Regions from separate parts of the Homo sapiens genome. Here region 2 is linked to region 1. Evidence: chromatin loops called from intact Hi-C (ENCODE). Cell type or tissue: Calu3. All regions are shown on one strand. Links, peaks and the distances in the headings refer to the core of each region. The heading gives the core; the rest is flanking DNA.

Region 1 (11,004 bases), core at 1,804-9,803:
TTTGTTCTGCATGAATCTTAAAATAGTTCTGTGAGGAAAGTCATTTTTAGTTTGATGGAAATAGTATTAAATCTTTAAATTGCTTAGGGAAGTGTGGCCATTTTAACAATTTTGATTCTTCCTATCCACAAGCATGAACTGTTTTTTCACTTGTTTGTGTCATCTTTGATTTCTTTGAATAGTGTTTTGTAATTCTTGTTGGAGAGATCTTTCACTTCCTTAGTTAGCTGCATTTCTAGGTATTCTTTTTGTGGCTACAGTGAATGGGATTTTGCTTTTCATTTGGCTTTCAGGTTGAATGTTGTTGTATGGGAATGCTACTATTTTTTGTACATTGATTTTTTTTTTGTATCCTCAAACTTTGCTGAAGTTGTTAGATCAAGGAGTTTTTGGGCAGAGACTATGGGGTTTTCTAGGTATAAAATCATATCATCTGCAAACAGGTAGTTTACCTTCATCTCTTCTTATTTGGATGCCCTTTATTTTTCTCTTGCCTCATTGTTCTGGCCAGAACTTCCAGTACTATGTTGAACAGAAGTGAGGAGGGTGGGCATTCTTGTCTTGTTGTGGTTCTCAAGGGGACTGCTGTGAGCTTTTACCCATTTAGTATGACGTTGGCTGTGGGTTTATCATAGACAGCTCTTATTATTTTGAGATATGTTCCTTCAATGCCTAGTTGCTGAGTGTTTTTAACCCTTTGAATTTTATCGAAGGCCTTTTATGCATCTATTGAGATGATCATGTCCTTTTTTTCTGTTTATGAGTCATATTTATTGATTTGTGTGTTTGAACCAACCTTGCATCCCAGGATTAAAACCAACTCGACTGTGGTGGAATAGCTTTTTGATGTGCTGCTGAATTTGGTTTGCTGGTATTTCAATGAGGATTTTTGCATTTGTGTTCATCAAGGATATTGGCCTAAAGTTTTCTTTTTTGTTGTTGTGTCTCTACCAGGTATTGGTGTCAGGATGATGCTGTCCTCATAGAATGGGTTAGGGAGGAATCCCTCCTTTTCAATTTTTGGAATAGTTTTAGTAAATCTAGTATCAGCTTTGCTTTGTACAGCTAGTGAAATTTGGCTGTAATTTTCTCTGGTCCTGGGCTTTTTATTATTGGTAGCTTTCTATTACTGACTCAATTTTGAAACTCATTATTAGTCTGTTCAGGGATTCAGTTTCTTCCTGGTTCAATCTTGGGAGGGTGTATGTTTCCAGGAATTTATCCATTTCTTCTAGGTTTTCTAGTGTGCATGCATAGAGGTATTCATGGTAGTCCCTTAGGGTTTTTAATTTTTTTAATTTCTCTGTGGTTGTTGGTAATGTCCCCTCTGTCACTTCTGGTTGTGTTTATTTGGAATCTCTCTTTTTTCTTTATTAGTCTAGCTAGCAGTCTGCCAAATCTTATGCATTCTTTCAAAAATACATAGAAATTCTTTCATTGATCTTTTTGATGGTTTTTCACATCTCAATTTCCTTCAGTTCAACTCTGTTTTTGGTTATTTTCTGCTGCTGTCTTTGGGGTTGGTTTACTCTTGTTTCTTTAGTTCCTCTAGGTGTGATGTTAGGTTGTTAATTTGAGATCTTTCCAATTTTATTATGTGAGCATTTAGTGCTATGAACAACCCTTTTAACATGGCTTTAGCTGTGGCCCAGAGATCCTGGTATATTGTTCCTTTTTTCTTATTAGTTTCAAAAAGCTTCTTGATTTCTGCCTTAATTTCATTGTTTACCTAAATGTGATTCTAGTGCAACTTGTTTAATTTTCATGTAATTGTATGGTTTTTAATCATTTATTATTTATTTCTATTTTATTGTGCTGTAGTCCAAGAATGTAGATGGTTTGATCTCACTTTTTAAAAATTTGCTGAGGATTGTTTTATGGCTGATTGTGTTGTCAATTTTAGAGTATGTGCCATGTGAAAATGAGAAGAATGTATATATTCTATTGCTTGGGGATGGAGAGGTCTGTAGATGTCTGTTGGGCTCATTTGATCAAATATCAAGTTCAGGTCCTGGATATCTTTGTTAGATCATCAAGGCAGAAAACTAATACTGTCAGTTGGGCATTGAAGTCTCCCACTATTATTGATTGATTACCTAAGTCTCTTTGTGGGCCTCTAAGAACTTTATGAATCTGGATGCTCCTGTGTTGGTGCATATATATTTAGGACAGTTAGATCTTCTTGTTGAATGGAACCCTTTACCATTATGTAATGCCCTTCTTTGCTTTTATTGTTTGTTATTGGTTTAAAATCTGTCCTGTCTGAAATTAGAAACCTCTGTTTTTTTCTGGTTTTCATTGGCTTGGTAGATTTTTCTCCATCCCTTTAGTTTGAGCCTATGGCTGTCATTGCAAGTGAGATGGGTTTCTTGTAGACCGCACATGGTTGTGTCTTGCTTCTTTATCCAACTTTCCATTATGTGACTTTTAATTAGGACATTTAACCCATTTACATTCAAAGTTAATATTGTGTAGGTGTGAATCTGTCATTGTGTTGTTAGCTGGTTATTCTGCAGAATTGATTGTGTGGTTACTTTATAGTATCAATGGTCTATGTACTTAAGTGTGTTTTTGTGGTGGCTGATAATCATCTTTCCTTTCCATATTTAGCACTCCCTTTAGGACCTCTTGTAAGGACAGTCTAGTGGTAATAAATTCTGTATACTTGGCTGAAAAGGATCATGTTTCTTTGTTTTTGAAGCTTAGTTTGGCTGAATATGAAATGCTTGGTTGGAATTTCTTTTCTTTAATAATGCTGAATATAGGCCCCAATCTCTTCTGGCTTATAGGGTTTTTGCTGAAAGGTCCACTGTTAGCCTCATGAGGTTTCTTTTGTAGATGACATGCCCTTTGTCTCTAGCTGCCTTTAACATTTTTTCTTTCATTTCGACTTAGAGAATCTGATGACTGTATGTCTTGGGGATGGTTACCTTATATAGTACCACACAGGGATTCTTTGCATTTTCTAGATTTGAGTGTTGGCTTCTCTAGCAAGGTTGGGGAAATTTTGGGAGATGATATCCTCAAATATGTTTTGCAAGTTGTTTGCTTTCTCTCTCTCTCTTTCAGGGATGCCAGTGTGTCATAGATTTGGTCTCTTCACCTAATCTCATATTTCTTGGTGGATTTATTCATTCCTTATTTTTTATTTTTGTCTGAGTCATTTCAGAGAACCAATCTTTAAGCTCTAAGATTCTTTCCTCAGATTGGTGGTTCTGTTGTTAATACTGCAGTTGTATTATGCAATTCTTAAGTGAGTTTTTCAGCTCTGTCAGATCAGTTTCTTTTTGTTCTTAAAATGACTATTTCATCTTTTATCTTTTGCATTGTTTTATGGTATTCCTTAGATTCCTTGCATTGGGTTTTGATTTTCTCCAGAATGTCGATCTTTATTCCTATTCATATTCTGAATTCTATTTCTGACATTTCAGCCATTTCAGTCTGAGTAAGAACCATTTTTGGTGAAGTAGTACAATAATTTGGAGGTCAGAAGACACTCTGGCTTTTTGAGTTGCCAGAGCTCTTGTGCTGGTTTACTCTTATCTGTGTAGGGCTGATGTTCCTTCAGTCTTTGAAATTGCTTTCCTATGAATGGATCTTGCTTTTATCTTCTTTCGTGCCCTTGGGGGTTTGATTATGATATAAGGTGAGTTCAGTCAACTGGCTTCAATTCTAGTCTGTTCCTGGGTCTTGGAGGAGTCCTCTGATTCCTATCTCCAGGCCACTGTTTTCTGTTTTTTTGTTTGTTTATTTGTTTGTTTTGGTGGGAGGGGGGTTGTTCTGGTCCACAGGGCTCCCTCAGGTTAGGGGCCACAGTTGGTAGATGGGCTATATCCTTGCCAGGTCAGTGCTAATCTGTTGTCCAAGTGCTTTCCGGGGAATACAGGGTTGTGCCTGCCCAGAGTTCAGGCAGAAGTAGAATTATGGAAGCTCTAGCAGTTGTAGTTTGCCTGGCTATCAGCGGCAGATGTGGTTGGGGGTTGCCCTCCCTGCTGTCCAGTTGCTTCTTGGGACACAGGAGGCTGCACCCACCTGTTGAGTTCACATAAAATTGGGACCACTAGGCTGGGAGCTCTAGCAGACATTGTCTGCTTGGCTACCAGTGGCAGGGGTAGGTGGCCTCACCCACCCTGCTATCTGAGCATTTCTCAGAGCCACCGGATAAATGTATCATCTGGCAGAATCCACACAGCAGCGGTACCATTAGGCTAGAAGTTCTGGCAAGTTTTGCCTGCCTGGCTACCAGTGTGTAGGGGTCTCCTACCTTGCCACCCAGGAACTTCCTGGGACAACAGGAGCCTGTGGCTGCCAGCTGAGTTCAGGCCAAAGTAGGACAGCTGGGCTGGAAGCTGGCACCAATCTTTTCTGGTAAGGGAATGGGGTGGAGCAATCCTGTTGTTCCCAGGCACTATGATTACAGACTCTAGTGAGGCTGTGTTGCCAGTGCTGGTCTACTCTGGGGCCCAAGGCTTGTAGAGATTTCCTTGAACTTAAGAGTTGCCCTCACAGAATGTCCAGATGGCTCTCTACCCCAGTCTAGAAGGAAGGCTGCAGGAGGGATAGGGGGAATCTCTCATTCCCAGGAGAGGTTCCCAGACAGGTCCCTGTGGAGAGTTCATTCACTCACCCTTTCCTGCTTTTGAGAGGTACTCCCAGCTCTGCACTAAACTAATACAAGCTGGTTTCCAGCCTCACTCCTCTCTGCTCTCTCTGTTCCCCTGCTGCCTTGATGGAACCCGATGTAGTTTCTCAGATGACTGGCCTTGCAGGGCCAATGTTCGCCAGCCCTCTTGTTTCTTCTCTGTGAGAGTGGCATACATAACTGCTTCTAGTTCACCACCTTGGCCTAACCCCCACCTCATCTTTCTCCTTCCCAATTTTTTCTTTCTTTCTTTTTTTTTAATTTTTTTTTCTTTTATGAGATGAAGTCAGACTGTCACCCAGGCTGGGGTGCAGTGGTACAATCTCAGCTCACTGCAGCCTCTACCTCCTGGGTTCAAACGATTCTCCCACCTCAGTGTTCTTGAGTAGCTGGGAATACAGGTGTGCACCACCACACCCAGCTAATTTTTGTAGTTTTAGTAGAGACGGGGTTTTGCCATGTTTCCCAGGATGGTCTTGAACTTCTGAGCTCAAGAGATCTCCCGACCTCGGCCTCCCAAAGTACCGGGACTGCAGGTATGAGTCACTATGCCCAGCCCTTCCTTTCCAAACTTCATAGAAATGACCTATCCCTAGTAAGCTGTTTACAGATAGAAATAACAGCTCTCAGCATTATTAACAAATTATTTTAAGGTAAACTCCATGAAGGGAGAACAATTAGATGTAAAAATAAAAATGGGCTGTTTGTCTATTTCACCACTATTTTTCCATACTCTTTCTGAATAACTGATAAATTATCTTGCTGTGTTTGAGCATTAGACTTAGACATTTGTGATTAGAAAACCCCTCAACTAGTCATATATAACCAACCCTGAGTTCTGGCATTTTTCACAGGTTACTATTGGCACTTTCATTTTCTTGTGTAAATAAACCCAAGGCAATTAAATGACATCTCCCTCTATCAGCTTAAAACAGGATGAAAGGCATGATTCAATAACTTCCTCCCTATACCCAGGCTCCACACAATTTCCTGTTGCTATTTTGTGAAGAGACTTTGATGTGGTTTGGTTCTATGTTTCCACCCAAATCTCATCTCAAATTGTAATCCCCCACATGTTGAGGGAGGGACCTGGTGGGAGGTGATTAGATGATGGGGGTGGATTTGCCTCGTGCTGTTATCATGACAGTGAATGACTTCTCATGAGATCTGATAGTTTCAAAGTGTGGCACTTCCCCGCTTGCTTTCTCTCTCTCCTGCCACCATGTAAGAAGATGCTTGCTTCTCCTTTGCCTTCTGCCATGATTGTAAGTTTCAGGAAGTCCCTCTAGCCAAGCGGAACTGTGAGTCAATTAAATCTCTTTTCTTTATAAATGACCCAGTCTCAGGTCACTTATAGCAGTGTGAAAACAGACTAATACAGACTTCTTAAACAATCTATTTTTTGTCATTTGTTCACCCACCACCCCATGCATCTTCATAACAAGTACCCTGTTCTTAAATACCCACATATCACAAATTTACTGCTTAAACATTGTTTTCTTTCAAGTTCCATGTGATTTATTTCTACAAAAGTGATAGGATTTATGAATCTTTATTTTTTGAAATAAGTGCAATTTAAGAGAAAAATGAAAAGAAAACCACATTTTTTGAACCATCTGAGAATAAGCTACATGTGATGTTTCCTGGAATATGTTGAATATTTCAGCCTATATTCTCCATGAACATTCTCTTTGTTTATAGAATAATCATAGAATTACCATCAAAATCAAGAAATTAACATTACTACATTACTAACAGCCATTCAAGTTTTGCCAAATATCCCAGCAATGTCTTTTATAGCCAAAGGAATAAATAAGAGTCACATTTGGCCCACAGTTTCATATTATTTTAGGCTCTTTCAATTTGGAATAGTTCCTAGTCTTTCCTTGAAACTTTTTGAAGAGTGTAGGAGAGTTATTTTTTAAAGAAAGTCCTTCAAGTTTATCTGATGTTTATTTCATGATTGAATTCAGGCTATGCCTGTTTGGCAGGAATATCACACAAATGACTCCACATTCTTCTTGCATCTTATCAGGGAGTGCATGATTTCAATGTGACTCATCAATAATGATATTCACTCTAATCACTTAAGGTAGTGTTTGCCAGGTTTCTTTACTATAATGTTTTTTCCCTTGCGTATTTAATAAATACAATCATTCTTCAGCAACCTTGGGTGACTGGCTCCAGGACCACCTGTGAATACCAAAATCCACTGATACTCAATTCCCTAACATAAAATAGTGGAGTGTTTGCTCATAAGAAGCTTGTCCAACCGGTGGCCCAGGATGGCTTTGAATGCATCCCAACAAAAATTCATACACTTTCTTAAAACATTGAATTTGTTTGCAATTTTTTGAAATTTTTTAGCTCATCAGTTATCATTAGTGTTAATATATTTTATGTGTGGCCCAAGACAATTATTCTTCCAATATGGCCCAGGGAAATCCAAAGTTTGGACACTCCTGGCTTATAAGCTGTACATATCTTCCTATATACTTTAAATCATATTTAGATTACTTATAATAGCTAATATGTCAAGGCTATATAAAATAATCATATTGTATTGCTTAGGGAATAATGACAATATTTTAAAAGTTTGTATGTGTTTAGTACAAATGCAACCCTCCATTTTTTTCCTGAATATTTTCAACTTGTGGTCGGTCGAATACACAAACGTGGAACCTAGGGATCCAGAGAACTGACTGTGTTTGGGAAAATATATTGAGACTATGTAAATACCCTGTTACCCATCAACCTTTTACCAACTACCACTGGCATTCATTTCTACATTAGTTAGAATTCAACTCTGAGGTAGTTGGTTTTTTCCCTTAGTTTTTTAATGTATTAACTTTCTTATATCCATATAGACTCATGGATTCCAATTTTATTTTCAGTTGATTATAAACCATTACTATAATTTACTTTGATGCTCAGATTGTCCCAGATTTGGTCAATGGGCATCACTTTGTTAGATGCAGTGCCTGACATGACTCCACCATTCTTTGAACACATCCTTACACTCTGTCATAGCAAGACGTTTCAGATTCTTTGTGTACTTTTCCTGTCCCAGGTCTAGAATTAACTCTATCTAAGAAATGCTGGTTCTTTTTAGCAAATAATTGTTTTAATAAACCAAGATATAAGTGTAAGGTATGCTTATTGCTATCGGGTTCTCCTGGTGGACAGAATTTGTACGTGGATATGTGTGTGAATACCCACATTAACGTCCATATTTCCCTATCTTTCTAATCTATCAAACCACGAGTTAATATTATTCAGTTCCAATCTAACAACACAGTGTTCATTCTAGTTTTTTCTCTGTTTGTAACTCCCTTCTTCAACAGTGAGAAACCTGGCTGCTTTGATCCTCTCCTCTATTTTCTTAACTTAGTCTTCCTTTTTGGAGCCAGTCTTCCAAATCTTCTGGAGCACCACCTTTCTCACTTCCTTCGCACAGGCTTTGATCCTAATAACTTTCTAAAGAAAAGACAGAAAGGTAGGCAGGCTAGCTGGCTTCTAGTGCATTTGTATGTCAGTATTTTGAAGCACTGCACTGTGGCAGATTTGACTGTATATATACATCTGGCTCTTTCCATCTCTTTTTTACTTCCATGCTATGATTGGGGTAGAAGAACCTTATAGTATCTTCTTCCCTTTTCCTTCTTGATATTGGCTTTTGGGTTTATACCATGCATGAGTCATTTCTTGGGAATCTAATGTTGCTCTCTTCTTTGATATGCGGACATTCCTGAGAAGGGTTTCCTTTATGCAGTATCTCATTCCATTTTCATGTCATAGATCTTATGATATTGCAACATCCCTCTTAAAACATTTAATAACTGCTCATTTAGGGTTTTCAAAGTTTTCTCTTAGAAGCAGGTGTTCTTTTTCAAATGACATCACAGGTGGAGGACCAATTTAAAACAAAGTCCTTTTCATAGCAAGGCAGTCTTTCATACCATTCTATGAAAACTGCCATCTATGTGAAAAAACTTTTTGCTTTTAAATTGGTCCGCAGTTGCCTGTAATTTGTTTAATCTTAAAAATTGGCTCACAACACACTTGTATCATTAGGTCTATACACGGCCTGCATTCATTCATTTATCTACTCATTTATTGCTTTTTAAAAATGATTAAGCACCTACAAACTCACCACCCTAAACAAAAGCTAACACAGTAACCTACATTAACCTCAGTCTCTTACCCCACTACATCCTTCTATTATTCCCAACCTAAAAAGTCGCTATCCCGAATCTTATGCTTGTCAATTGTTTGCCTTATTTTTAATAGCTTTAATGATTCTATATGCACTATTATAAAGTATTCTTTTATTGTAATTGCTTTTAACTTTATTAAACAAGGTATATAACTTTATTCAGTTAATATTATGTAGCTAAGATTCATCCAGCTTATTGTATATCACTGATTCATTTGTTTTGACTGCTACATAATATTCTATTGGGTGAATACATCACAATTTAGTCTGCCATTGAGAGGTGTTTGACTTATTTCTAGCCTTTTCTCTTGTAAGCAGTGCTTGTATAAACATTTGTAGTGTCTCCTCTTGTAAATGTGCAAGCATGTGCTGGGTACTTACTTAGGCATGCAATTGCCAAGCCATAAGATATATAACTAGTCTAGTTTAGTACAAGGTTTCTCAAACTTGGCACTGCTGAAATTTGGGGCAGATAATTCTTTGTCCCGGGGGCTGTTGTGTGCAGCATAGGGTGTTTAGCTGAATGGCTGGTCTCTATACACTTGGTGCTGATAGTACCACCTCCGAGTTGTGACAACCAGAAATGACTCCAGACATTGCCAAATATCCTGAGGCAGGGGGTACACAAATCACATCTGGCTCAGAAACACTACTTTAAAGAATAAAACTGAGGCAATTACAAAGTGGTTGTATCAGCTGATACACTTGCCAGGAATGTGAGTGTATCCTATGTATCTTTATTCTCTGTGACACTTAGTTTTGCCAGACTTCTGAATTTTTGTCAATATTCTTTAGCATGACAATTTATATTCCTAATCCTATGCTGTAATTAGTCAACTGTTCTTCTTTGATTCAACTAACTCAATATACTTATTTATTTATTCATCCTGCAAATATTTGAGTAGAAATGTCATGTCCAGTACTGGATAGGTGTGAGATAAAGTAATAGCAGAAGGCAATGCATGCCTCTTCTCTTACAGCTTGCACAACAGTGGGTGAAATGAGCATTAATCCATTTATCATCCTGTTCAATAGAAAGGGATGAATATCTAGTGCTGAAGACCTGTAATGGGGGAATTTGACCCAGACAGCAAAATCAGGAGCTCACAAGAGAATGGAAGAGCATGAGTGTTTCTGGTAGGTGAGAGTGAGGGGGATTATTTTATGAGGTCTTACAGGAGATGGAGGGTCAGACTATGTAGGGCCTTGTGTGTCAAATTAAGGAGTTTGGATGTTAGCATAAGAGACATGAGAGGCCTTTGTGTTAGTCTGCTCAGGCTGCCATAACAGAATACCACAGACTATCACAAATAATGGAAATTTATTTTCTTACAGTTCTCGGGGCAGGAAGTCCAAGGTCACCATGTTGGCATGGTTGGTTTCTGATGATGGTTTTCTTTCTCCTGGCTTGTAAATGGCTCTCTTCTTGCTGTGTCTTCACAAGGCCTTTCCTCTATGTGCACATACTCCTGGTATCTTCTTATTCTTCTTATAAGGACAGCAGTCCCTGTTGGATTAGGCCCCCACCCTGATGAACTGTTTAGCCTGAATCACCTCCTTCAAGTTCCTGTCTCCAAATACAGTCACATTGGGGATTGGGGCTTAAATACATGAATGACTTCATTCATTTTTAAAATTTATTCGCTCACTAATTTATTCATTTAATAATTCAGTCATTCAGTATCTACTAGGTAATGAACACACTTCTAGGTGCTGGGAATATGGCAGAGAAAAAAAAACTGATAAAAATTCCTGCCCTTGGGGGACAAACCAGGCCCCAAACCTGAGCAATGGTCTGTTAATGATGCCCAGTTCCAGATGGGTGAGGTTAGTAGCTTCCTCATTCTTTTATGCAGAATTTGAGAAGAAATAGGAAGGGATATGAGAACAGAGGGGTGGTGGTCATGATTTTGGAAGGAAAAGAATGCAGATTTTGGAGACAGAAAGATGTGGAAAGTGCATCTGTCCTCAGAAGTCATCACACAGGGCAAAAAGAACATGGTACCTGCCTACGGAGTGACTTTAGTGAGATGAACTGTTTCCCTGTCCTCTGGTATTGAAGACACTAATCTATAAAAAGAGGCCAGTCTAGCTGATACCTAAGGCACTCCACCTCTTACAATTCTTCCCGTGATGCCGTGAACTA
Region 2 (11,004 bases), core at 1,036-9,035, 74 kb after region 1:
GACAGCACGTGGCAAGAAGAAGGGACATAGGAACATATAGATTATTCTAACCTAGGATATTTCTCCAAAGTTAAACTACTGGGCTCACCGTATCCTTACACATTGCTCATTGAGGGCAGAAGTTCTCATTCAGTCTCTCTAGCCTCATGTGTTCTAGCACTACTCATTTCACCAAAAGTTACAACTTTCATACCCTATGCTACTTCTCAAACCCTTTATTGCCAATTTAGTTAGAGAGATTTGAAGCCCTTCCCATGGCTGCCCCTGGAGAGTGATGTCCTGCTCCTTCATATATTGATGATCTGTCTGTAAGGTATACAATAAAATGAATTGGCACACCCATATGCATATCACTTTGAACTGATGTCTGTTAAGATAAATTTCTGAAAGATTTTTTAACAGGAGAGTGGTATGATGTGTACTTTAGGGCAACGTTTGTGCTACCTCGATGCCCCCATGAATCTACTGAGGTTTTTATTAAAATACGTAATTGGATTCAGCAGTCCTGAAGTGGAGCCTGATATTTTGCAATTCTAGCAAACTTTCAGATGCTACTGATGTTTCTGGTACGTGGAGCACACTTTTGAATACTAAGAGTTTAGAATAGGGATCTGCAAACTTCTCTGGAAAGGTCCAGATAGTAAATATTTCCAGATTCGTGGATCATATCGTTTCTGTTGTTACTGCCTGCCGTTATAGCGTGAAAGCAGCATTAGACAATATGTAAATGAATGGACATGACTACGTTCCAACACAATTAAAAAAAAAACAAAAAAAAAACATGGGCAGAAGGCTGGATTCAGCCTGCAGGCCATAGTTTGTCAATCACTGGTTTAGAAATATCATTCTGTATGTAAATGAATTGGAAGGATGGCATGGGGATTGGAGACAGGTAGCCTACTTAAGAGGAAGGAAACGCTAATAAATACTTACAGACTAAGGCAGAAAGATGGGAAATAGAAAGTGAAAGGAGAATTGATAGGACTTGACAGGGATGGACAAAATATACAGAGTTGACATCAATCTTAGATGATTTTGGGGTCCTCAAGTAATAAAGCATGAATTTTCCTGGGCACATTTTTGGGGGATCAGTTTTTGGTCTGTTGCTTCCAGGATTTGACAGCTTCTCTTACTGATGTTGTTCTAGATTTACGAAAACCCAGAGAGCTTTATGCTCCCATGAATGACACAGAATTGGAAAATGTTTAATATGAGGTTTCAGGAGAAAAAAATCATTTCAATTATGTTATCTTTGTACTGTAATATAAACAGATTTGTTTTCTACATTAACTGCAGTTTTTAGAGTTCAACGATTTATGGAAGATTTTAAATAACAGAGGTCTTCTGTTTAGGGACTTCTGGTAGGTGATAAGGTATATTCAAAAGAAGCATGAAGTATTTATTGTGCTTCTGTAGTAGGTGCTTATGATTAAAAAGATGAACTTTACAGACATGCCCCAAACTTGAGAAATTTAGTATCTTTGTGTGGAGTGAGTATAAGGCAACCATCCTCAAGTCGAATAATAGAAGGACTGACTTAGGTTGCAATGCAGTGTTTCTCCAATTGAGTCTCACTGAATACTAGTCCTGAAGTTAAAAATTTAGGAAACACTGCTACCTACTTCAAATTTCAATTAAAAAAAATGACATAATTCTCCATGCTTGAATACTACCATCTACCCCATGAAAATTAAAAATCCCATAATATTTAACTTCCATTTTTTTTCAGATTTTCCCAATAAGTCCTTTAAAATCTTATAGTTTGTGTATTTTAAAATAAGTATCTTGTCAAATTTCACGTATTATATCTGGTTGTTACGTCTTTTTAGTGCAGTGTTCTCAGAAGTTAATCACTGGACCAGCAGCATCAGCATCTTCTGGAAACTTATTAGAAATACAAATTCTCGAATTCTACCCTAGATCTACTGAATCAGAAACTCTGGAGACTCAGCCAAGCATCTGTGGTTTAACAAGCCCTCCAGCTGACTCGGAAGCTAAAGTTTGAGAAACACTGCTTTAGTGCAATCTTGACTCCTAGTCTCAGCTGCTTAATAGAATTACCTAGAGTTATTTTAAGAAGACCCAGTATCAGGTGTATACCAGGCCAGTTAGACTAGAATCTCTGAGTGTGAAACTCAGGCATGCATCAGTCTTTTTTCTTTCTTTCTTTCTTTCTTTCTTTCTTTCTTTCTTTCTTTCTTTCTTTCTTTCTTTCTTTCTTTCTTTCTTTCTTTCTTTCTTTCTTTTCGAGACGAATTTTTGCTCTGTCGCCCACGCTGGAGTGCAGTGGCGCAATCTCGGCTCACTGCAACCTCTGTCTCCTGGTTCAAGAGATTGTCCCGCCTCAGCCTCCCGAGTAGCTGGGATTACAGGCACATGCCAATGCATCTGGCTAATTTTTTGTATTTTTAGTAGAGACGGAGTTTCACCATGTTGGCCAGGCTGGTCTTGAACTCCTGACCTCAGGTGATCTGCCCTCCTTGGCCTTCCAAAGTGCTGGGTACTTCTAAAGCACCCTAGGTGCTTTCACTACACAGCCAAGACTGAAGACCCTTGCCTAGTTTTTGTTAACCTTGAACTGTCCTCCTCCCCTTTCATGGAATCACATTGACATTTATCTTGCTAATTATCTTGTAGAAGGACCCATAATGTGTATTTGTTTGATCATATGCCTCGTTTTTGTACCCTATTGGGAATTACGTATCTCTTCTAGTGCCTTTCCGAAATAGATCTGGGCTTGAATATGCCTTGCAAGTAAAATAGATCATCTTCCCTCCATCTCTTTGTATATTTTTTTCCAACCAAGTGCGTCTCCTCTCTGCCACCTATTTGTTCCATCTTGCTAGGTCAGATTATTACCACTTTAGCTTTCAATTCTGTGTTTCATTTCCAAGTTGGTTTTTTTGTGGAACATGTCTTGCGAATTTTGCCCTTTCTAGGTTTTATCAGGTATCTCCTGATAGTGTACACTCGTCTGTTTCACTTACCTTATTCTTCTATTCCAAGCTGTGTTTTATTAGAGGATTTGTTTTCAATATCATCTGGCCATCCTGTGTATAAAGTGGAGTCTTTGTTCTCACAGGTTTTTGTATTTTCCTTTTTTTCTCCAGCTGGTCGGTACAGATTCGCTGAGATGCCCACTCTCAAAACTGTTTCTGGAGCATCTGTCCTGACAGTCACACTGAATTTCTTTTTGTTCAGGTTTGCAGGACAAAGCTGTTTAGAGTTAATATGTTTCTACATTCTCACAGGTCTCAGCAGTTGACCCACTTTTTTCCAACCTAAGTTGGAACAACTCTGCAATATTATATGATGCATGCCACCTGCCTATGAAAGTAAATCAAAGCATCATTCTATCATTTCATATCCACTATAATAAAGGTGGTTGAATGTAATGAAAAGGGAAATCAGAGCCTTTGATGCCTCATGTGCTGACAGAGTGAGTAAGCCAAAAAAAGTGAGTTTTTTTATTCTTTCATAGTAATAATCAGCAGCATTAAAGGATAATTTTCACACACCAAGATGTAAAATCATGAGTCTCTTACAGATATAAAATGAACACGTGTTAAAGATTTTACTTAACTCATTAGTAATGAGGAAATCAGAAAGATACTATAACAGGTTCACAGGAGAAGTCTAAGAAGCACAAAAGGATATAGTGTACAGGAGGTTGAAATGAATGTGCAAATGGATGCCAGACTGTTTCTTCCCCCAGTGGGAAAAGGGTTGAAGTTAACTGAACCCTCTAACAGATGTAATTTATTTGTAAATCTATAGACAAATTTCTTTGGGATTATTTTTAGTTATTTATAACTTAGAGTTGTAACAGAGCTCTATGGAAATGAAAGGCTAGAAGCAGATAATTTAGAAAAGTATGCTCTAAACATTGTTTGGTAGTCCATGGCAGATAACCCAGTAATTGTTTTTATATTTTCAAATGTCTTCCCAGTGACGGCATTTGTAAGAAACTTGATGGCTTTCGAAGCAGTTTGAAATAGATGCTTTTGACCACTGCTTCAACCTAATCAGATACTTTAGTGGCATCTCCTTATAAGTTACCTCAGGGAGGTGAGTGATGAGCACAGCTACCATGGTGCCAGGCACAGGATCGGTGCTCAGAAATTCGTAGTTGTCGTTATAATAGAGACAGTGTTGAGTAGGGGTTAAGAGTGAGGACTTTAAAATCATTTTGTAGATTGTACCTTATTCCTCTCATGTGTACAATGGTGACAATAATAATACCAATCTCTTAGAGTTGTTAAAAGCAGTACGTGAGTTAATTTGCATGAAGTACAGAGAATACTGTGTACACTGTGGCCCTGAAGCCATGTGAAGAGCGTGGGGAGCCTTAGCAGAGTTGGCGCCAGGGCTAGAGAAGCACGGAGGGTGAGTCCTGGGTTGCATGAGTCCCTACCACATCTACCCATCAAGCTGGAGGTCAGTGGATGTCATTGTGATGGAATGAAAGCCTGCTTTTTTCCTGACTTGTAGAACTCTGTTGCCTGTTTAATCAGAGTTTTGGGACCAGGGAACAGATATATTTTCTTTTTCCAGGAGAGGGTGCGATTGTGCATGGACAATGGCAGAATACGTTTGTAGGGTAGGAAAGGTTTGATTGATGCCTTCTCTCACCTACCGTAAGAGTCATGGCCAGCACTCCTATAACAGAAAACAGGTTAACGTGAGAAAAGCGTAACAAATTTATGTAACCAAAGTTTTTACATGGCATGTCTTAAAAACCCCAAGACTCAGTGAAAACCATCTATTTTTATGCTTAAGTTCAGTGTATAAAGGACACCCAGGTAGAAATGTGATTAGACAAAAATGGAATGTTCTAGTGGTAATAGACTGAAAGGACCCAGCAAGCCCATCTGTTCAGATTCATCTTGACCTCTCTGCACAGTATTCCTCACCCTCCAGCATGGAGCACAGCCCCTCTGGGAATGAGGTCTTAGGATCTACTGTCAGACAAGGTGGGTCAGAGAATTTCTTTATGGTCAGCTCCTACACAGAAAGATAGGGGTAGGTTAGAGTATAATTTCTAGTTTCTATGACTCACCATGGGGAAGAGAAATTCCAGTATCTATGACCTACCTTAGTAGAGAAAGGAGAGCAGGAGAAGGTCACAAAGAGACTGCTCTGAGGCCCTTTCAATCTTTCAATCTTTGAGGCCCTTTCAGTCTTTGAATTCAACATATTCCGCACAAACAGGAGATCCTGGGTTTGAAGAAAAGGAAACAAAGGATGCCAAAGGATGCCAAACTGCCATACTCTGGAGTATCATTTTCGAAGCCCCAGCATCTCACGGTATCAGTGCTGAGCCTTAAACTCAGTGTGTGTTTGATTCCAAAGCCTGTGTGTGTCTCCCAATCATATCCTAGCAACTCATTTGTTTTTTTTCCTTCAGGCTCCCTTTTACTTTTGAGCATTCAGATTTTTAGCATTTTATCCTAATTCTTTGTTCCTTTATCCACACATCCATCCATAATTTCAACCAAAATATTTTGTGGTTAGCTTGCTGTGTGCCAGGCGCTGAGCCTGTAATGGTGCCTGTGAGCGGACAGGGACCCGACCCTGATGAACCTTCTAGCCGAGGGAATGAGAGACAAAGTAAGTAAACAGATGGATGAAAGGGTCACAGACTGTACTTAGTGTGATGAAGGAAGGAAACAAGAGGTTGAGATAGGGAAGGAGTGGTGAAGGAACACTTAAGAGTAGCCAGTAAAGGTATCTTTGAGGAGGTAAAAGCTGAAATGAGACTTAAAGGATGTGAAGTGATGTCCATGGAGGCCTGGAAAATAGTTACATAGGCCAAGGGAATAGCAAGTGCTAAGGCCCTGAGGCAGGAACCAGCTTGGCACCTTTGAGGAGCAGGAAAGTGGCCAGTGTGGCCTGGGAGTTGGAGTCAGGCAAGAGAGACAGGGTTGGAGATTTAGATAGGCGTCAGATCTTGCCGTGCCATGGAGGAAAATTTGAATTTGAACTTATGTTAACACATGACATCTATTGTAAGACCAACAACATGTCATGATAAGAATTTATTATGCCTACTATATGCCTATCATGCAACCAGATACTTCTCACAAATCATGTCATTTTCTCCCCCAACTTTGAGAGGTAGAGATTTTGAGTTGTCTTACAGCATCTGTTTACTCTTACATTTATAGAGCAGGTTCCCTTTTCTTGAGGCAAAATGCTAGACCCTAGAAAGATGATCCCTATTCTTAGGGAGCACACAGTTTAATAAAAACATCTGGTAACCAAGGGTCATGCTAGTAGCTCTATGCCCTGGCTTCAGCTTTTAGCCACTCTGGGCTTCTCTTTACTCCAGTGGGGAAGTAATAATTTCCCCATTGCAGGTGATGGTGAAGATGAGAAGAGTCAACAGGCAACAAGTGCCTAGGCCAGGTAGAGGCTCACTCACTGGGGGATATTAGGAAAATCTTGATGGTGCTCTGATTGAAGCCTGCTCACAGTGCACATGGCCAGTGAGAGATGGCAAGATCCTCTGGGAAAGAAGAGACAGGAAAGGAAAGGCTTGGAAGAGGAGAGGGAACTGAATCTTGAAAGAACAGTGGCCATTCCCGAGGCAGACAAGGAGGAGGATGACAAAAATTCTATTTCTATCAAGCCTAATGCGAGATAGTCCTTATCATGAAAATTAAGTGTGAGGAACAAATGCACCTGTGATTTTGGTAAAAAGGGGCTACACATCGTAATTTAATGTCTAAAATTTGGACACTACTTTGTAAAAGTACTACTTACCCGTCACTGTTCTGCATGTAGTTTTAACCAAGATGAGAATCATGTAATAAATATAAGCTGATTCAAAGGCTTTGTTTCCCAAAATGTAGCACTATCTTTTCTTTCAGTAAAATAAATAAAGCATATGTCAACTTGCCCTCTAGTGACAATATTTTGTATTTCACTCAGGTTCAGAAAATAAGCTGCACATTAGCTCCTCCAACAATGTGATTTTCTTTTTAAAAGACAGAGGCTCATCCTGTATAGATAATACTCTATAATAAAGAAGTAGAAAACAGTAACCTCTGGGAAGTATCTTTGTGGTAGCCTATTGTGGTCACTTCTAGGCTGCTTACTCATGAAACTTTGGGCAAATTACTGAGCAAGTAACTTTGAGCAAGTTACTCAGGGATATGGTCTCCTCACCTCTGAAACGAGTTAGCCAGAATGCTGTGTATTTACTTCTCTTTTTTCTCTTTTATGCCTGCTAGAATGCAAGAATGCAAGCTTTGTGAGCACAGATCACAGGGATTTTGTTTTCTACTGATCCCCTAGTGCACAGAACAGGCTGGGCTTGTAGCTGGCACACAATGCATGTGATGTAAGAAAAATGAACAATGACAAGTATGAATATTGAAAATCATGAGTTATGGAAATTGCTGGAGTGTGGTCAAGCAGTTAGTGGATGCTTTACTAAATGATGACGTCCTGTCTTCCCTGGCTCTTGTCACTTGTGTTTTTTCAATTTTATATCAGTTAGATTTATTTCCCTTTGGGCCGTTTGTTTTGTTTTGCTGTTTTTTGTGGTTGTTTTTGTTGTTGTTTTGTTAAACTATCGTGAGCCGAAATTTGAAAGAGACACAGAAGAGGGAGTCAAGGATGAGGCTGGGTTTTTTTTTTTTTAGGTTTGAAAAACAGTTTGCTGACCTTTCCTTCTAGTTGATGACATTTCAAATTTAACCCATTCCACTAGACTATTTTTCTTCATGATGTGCTTTTGTACTAAATTATACACACATGCTAGATTCCGGAAATCTACTAAATCTGTCTCATGGCTGTTTACTGGTCAGTGTCCCTTAATTCGGCAACACCCTGGGTTTTTAGGAAGGATAATCACTTTTTTTTTTTTTTCTTTTTAGTCACTCCGTTCATAAGTGTTTTGTTCCTTTCACCACAGGTTTATTACTCACTTCTACTTTGAAAAGCAGGACCTGGGAGGCTGTAGAGATGAAAGAAATGCAATAACACTTTTGCTTGCTAATGGATGAACATGTTGCTACTTAGAGTTGAAAAGGCATCATTTTCAAGTGCTTTTTAGGGATGTTCATGCTATGGTGTAAAGGGGAGTGAAGAGAGGAAGAGAGCAGCTCTTCACGTGTTTTTTACAGGTCTTAAGTGTCCAAATCCTTCCTTACACAGTAACACCCCTGGAGAGAAGAGAATGTGTCTCTTAAGTTTCTACCCAACATCTAAAAACCCTTAGAGTTCTATCAATTTGGAAATGATGGTGAAAAGATATACTTTGAGAAGTAGTGGTGAAGAATGGATATTGATTTATCCTTTTGATCCATGACGGTCTCCAGCTCCGAAACAAGTAATGATTCCCAGTGGGTACAAGATGAAGTCCAAACTTCTTAACCTTGAATTTAGAGGCTTTTGTGAACAAGCACCAAATCTTTTTGACCCCCTCTTCTAAAACTCCCTCAATGATGTTCTGCTCAAATTATTCTCCCTCACTGACCTCTAGCTAGGCTCTGTGTTTTAGAATTTTAATTACATTTATTGGTCAGGGACGGATCATTTTAATTGTTGGAAAAGAAATCTAAAAAGTACAAAACAGAAGATGACATTCATAATTCTGCTATTTGGAATTAATCTTTGTTGGTAGTTAGCCAATCACTTCCTGTTTTTTAAAATACATAAGTCTATGTATAATTTCTACGGTTATAGTTTTTTTAATTACAAAAATGATATAGAAGATAGATAATCCAAAAGAGAAGACTATGAAAGATAAACTAAAGTTTTGTTTAATTACTGTTTCCAATCCTGATTCCCTCTCACGTTCCCCTGAAACAGCCCCTGTATTAGTATTGTTGTATATTTTTCCAGTTCATGTTTAGAGTACATAATTGATGACATTATTCTGTGTTTATTTTGGCTCACATAGATCGTGTCATAATGTGTGTATCTTTCCATAATTTGCTTTTTTTACTCCAAATCTGTTTAAATGTCTAGAACCAGCTTGCGCAACCCATAACCCATGGGCTGCGTGCAGCCCAGGATGGCTTTGAATGCAGCCCAACACAAATTTGTAAACTTTCTTAAAACATTGAGATTTTATGTGACGTTTTTCTTTATTTAGCTCATCAGCTATTGTTAGTGTTAGTGTATTTTCTGTGTGGTCCAAGACAATTCTTCTTCCAGTGTGGCCCAGAGAAGCCAAAAGATTGGACACTCCTTCTCTATAATTATTACTGACCATTGTAAGTTCTGTTTATCCATTTGCCTACTGACAGGTATTTGGGCTGTTTCCACATTTTTGCAAAGCTGCAGAAAAAATGAATGTGATGATTTTTATGCAGATGTGCAAATACTTCTACAGTATGCATTGAAGTGGTATTGCAGGGTCACGGTGTCTGCACATCTCAGTGTTCATGGATGTCGCTAAATTTTCCTGTCACTTTGCTAGCTTACATGCCCATATAGAGTGGGCTGAGGGAGAGACTTCTCAGGCTGTTCCTTCTTTATTCCCTCACATTTCCCCAGCCTAGAATTTCCTTCATTCTTCTCTCTTGTGGAAACTGTCTGTTTTGCAAGATTCAATAGAGATAACATTTGTTGTATATTCCTCTCACTTGACATTAACTCTAGATTTTGACTATTTTTATTTTACTTGTTTATGTCTCTGTCCAGGTGAGTAACTAAGCTTAGAAAGCACACAGGCTGCATGTTCCTTTGTATTCCATAGTGCCTAGCCTAGTCTCTTACCCATGGTGAGTGCCAAGTATAGCAAAGTCTGGTGTTGCTTGAAATTCAGGTTTATAGCCAGTTGAAATGTGAACATCCAATATAGTGAAAATTATTCTCAATTTTAAAAAATGCCTGTAATATTTTGTATCTAAATTAGCCACTTGGCACTTTTTTCCTGCAGCATTGCATTTAGTCAATGCAGTTAATTAACGCATAAAGGTGATAGACCTTATGTATGATAAATATGTCCTGTAATTTTTAAACACATTTCACATATATTCCTAATACACCTATTAGGAGAGGCATGCAGGAAATGTAACTGATAGCACATACAGCAGACAAACACCCATCTTGTCCTCCTGTAGAGATACTTACGCTTGCTGACTGGAGGAGAAGGAATCACTTGAACTATCTAAATTGCAAAGTCCCATTTTTTGCCTCTACATCCCAACACACATACACACACACACACACACACACACACACACACACATTCCTGTACTCAGTATGCTTTCTGATGTTGCCTCCCTGATCAGCACCACAACACGGGCAAACACACTTCTGCCTCCTCCTCCCTGCCCGATCTCTTTGCTCCCAATGAGAGAGAAGGAGGAGACTGAATCAAGCAAGCATGGCAATAGTGCAGCTCTTCTGTAATTAATATCCTAACTCCCTGGGACTTAATGGAAATAATTTGGTCACAAACACCTTTTTTAAGATACAGTGTCCTGCTATGTTGCCCAGGATGGTCTTGAACTCCTAGGCTCAGGTGATCCTCCTACCTTGGCCTCCTGAGTAGCTGGAACTAAAGGTACATGACTTTCTATCACCTTTTTAAAGGCCATTTTTCACTTGCTGTTGTAGGGACCATTTTCTGTGAAAGCCCCAGGAAGCAGCCTTGGTGAGGTGTTAGTGATGGAGGAAAAAAGTGTCCTGAACAAGAATAGGAATGTTCTTCTGTGCTTCCTGAACTCATAGTCCCAACTTATCCACACAGTATGGGAGAGATTGGTCATTGATTGTTTTAAAATGTTGATTTTTATTTTAGTATGGCAAGACCAGGAGATCATGAGATAACTGCTATTGAAAAGATAGCTCCTTACCCACAGATCCCAAGAGGAAGAGCACACCACACCAAACGAGCCACATGGGAAAGTACCAAGGTCTTTCAGGAGACAGGGGAGACTGAAGGGAAAATGGGGGCGAGAGCTTTTACTGTAATTTCCATGGGAAGGAATGGGCAAGACTAGGTATGCAGGATTAGGATTGGCTAGTGTGGATAATTCCACT

Evidence for each region. A loop is a pair of places that touch in the nucleus more often than their neighbours do. Peaks named below come from ENCODE experiments on the same cell type or tissue, not always from the same donor. Only the 100,000 strongest peaks of a DNase experiment are listed, where the experiment ranks them.
Region 2: a loop joins it to region 1, with 3 times the contacts of the local background. A loop is called at or near these places in 2 of 110 quality-filtered maps.

The regions. Positions count from the first base shown.
Region 1 is chr3:7,871,697-7,882,700 of GRCh38, reverse strand. No RefSeq gene overlaps it. Among named protein-coding and RNA genes, the nearest start is that of GRM7-AS1, 340 kb to the right of the region's middle. In Calu3, for the core only: no CTCF peak of the experiment used is centred there; a DNase peak (open chromatin) is centred at 6,640.
Region 2 is chr3:7,796,481-7,807,484 of GRCh38, reverse strand. No RefSeq gene overlaps it. Among named protein-coding and RNA genes, the nearest start is that of GRM7-AS1, 270 kb to the right of the region's middle. In Calu3, for the core only: no CTCF peak of the experiment used is centred there; no DNase peak of the experiment used is centred there.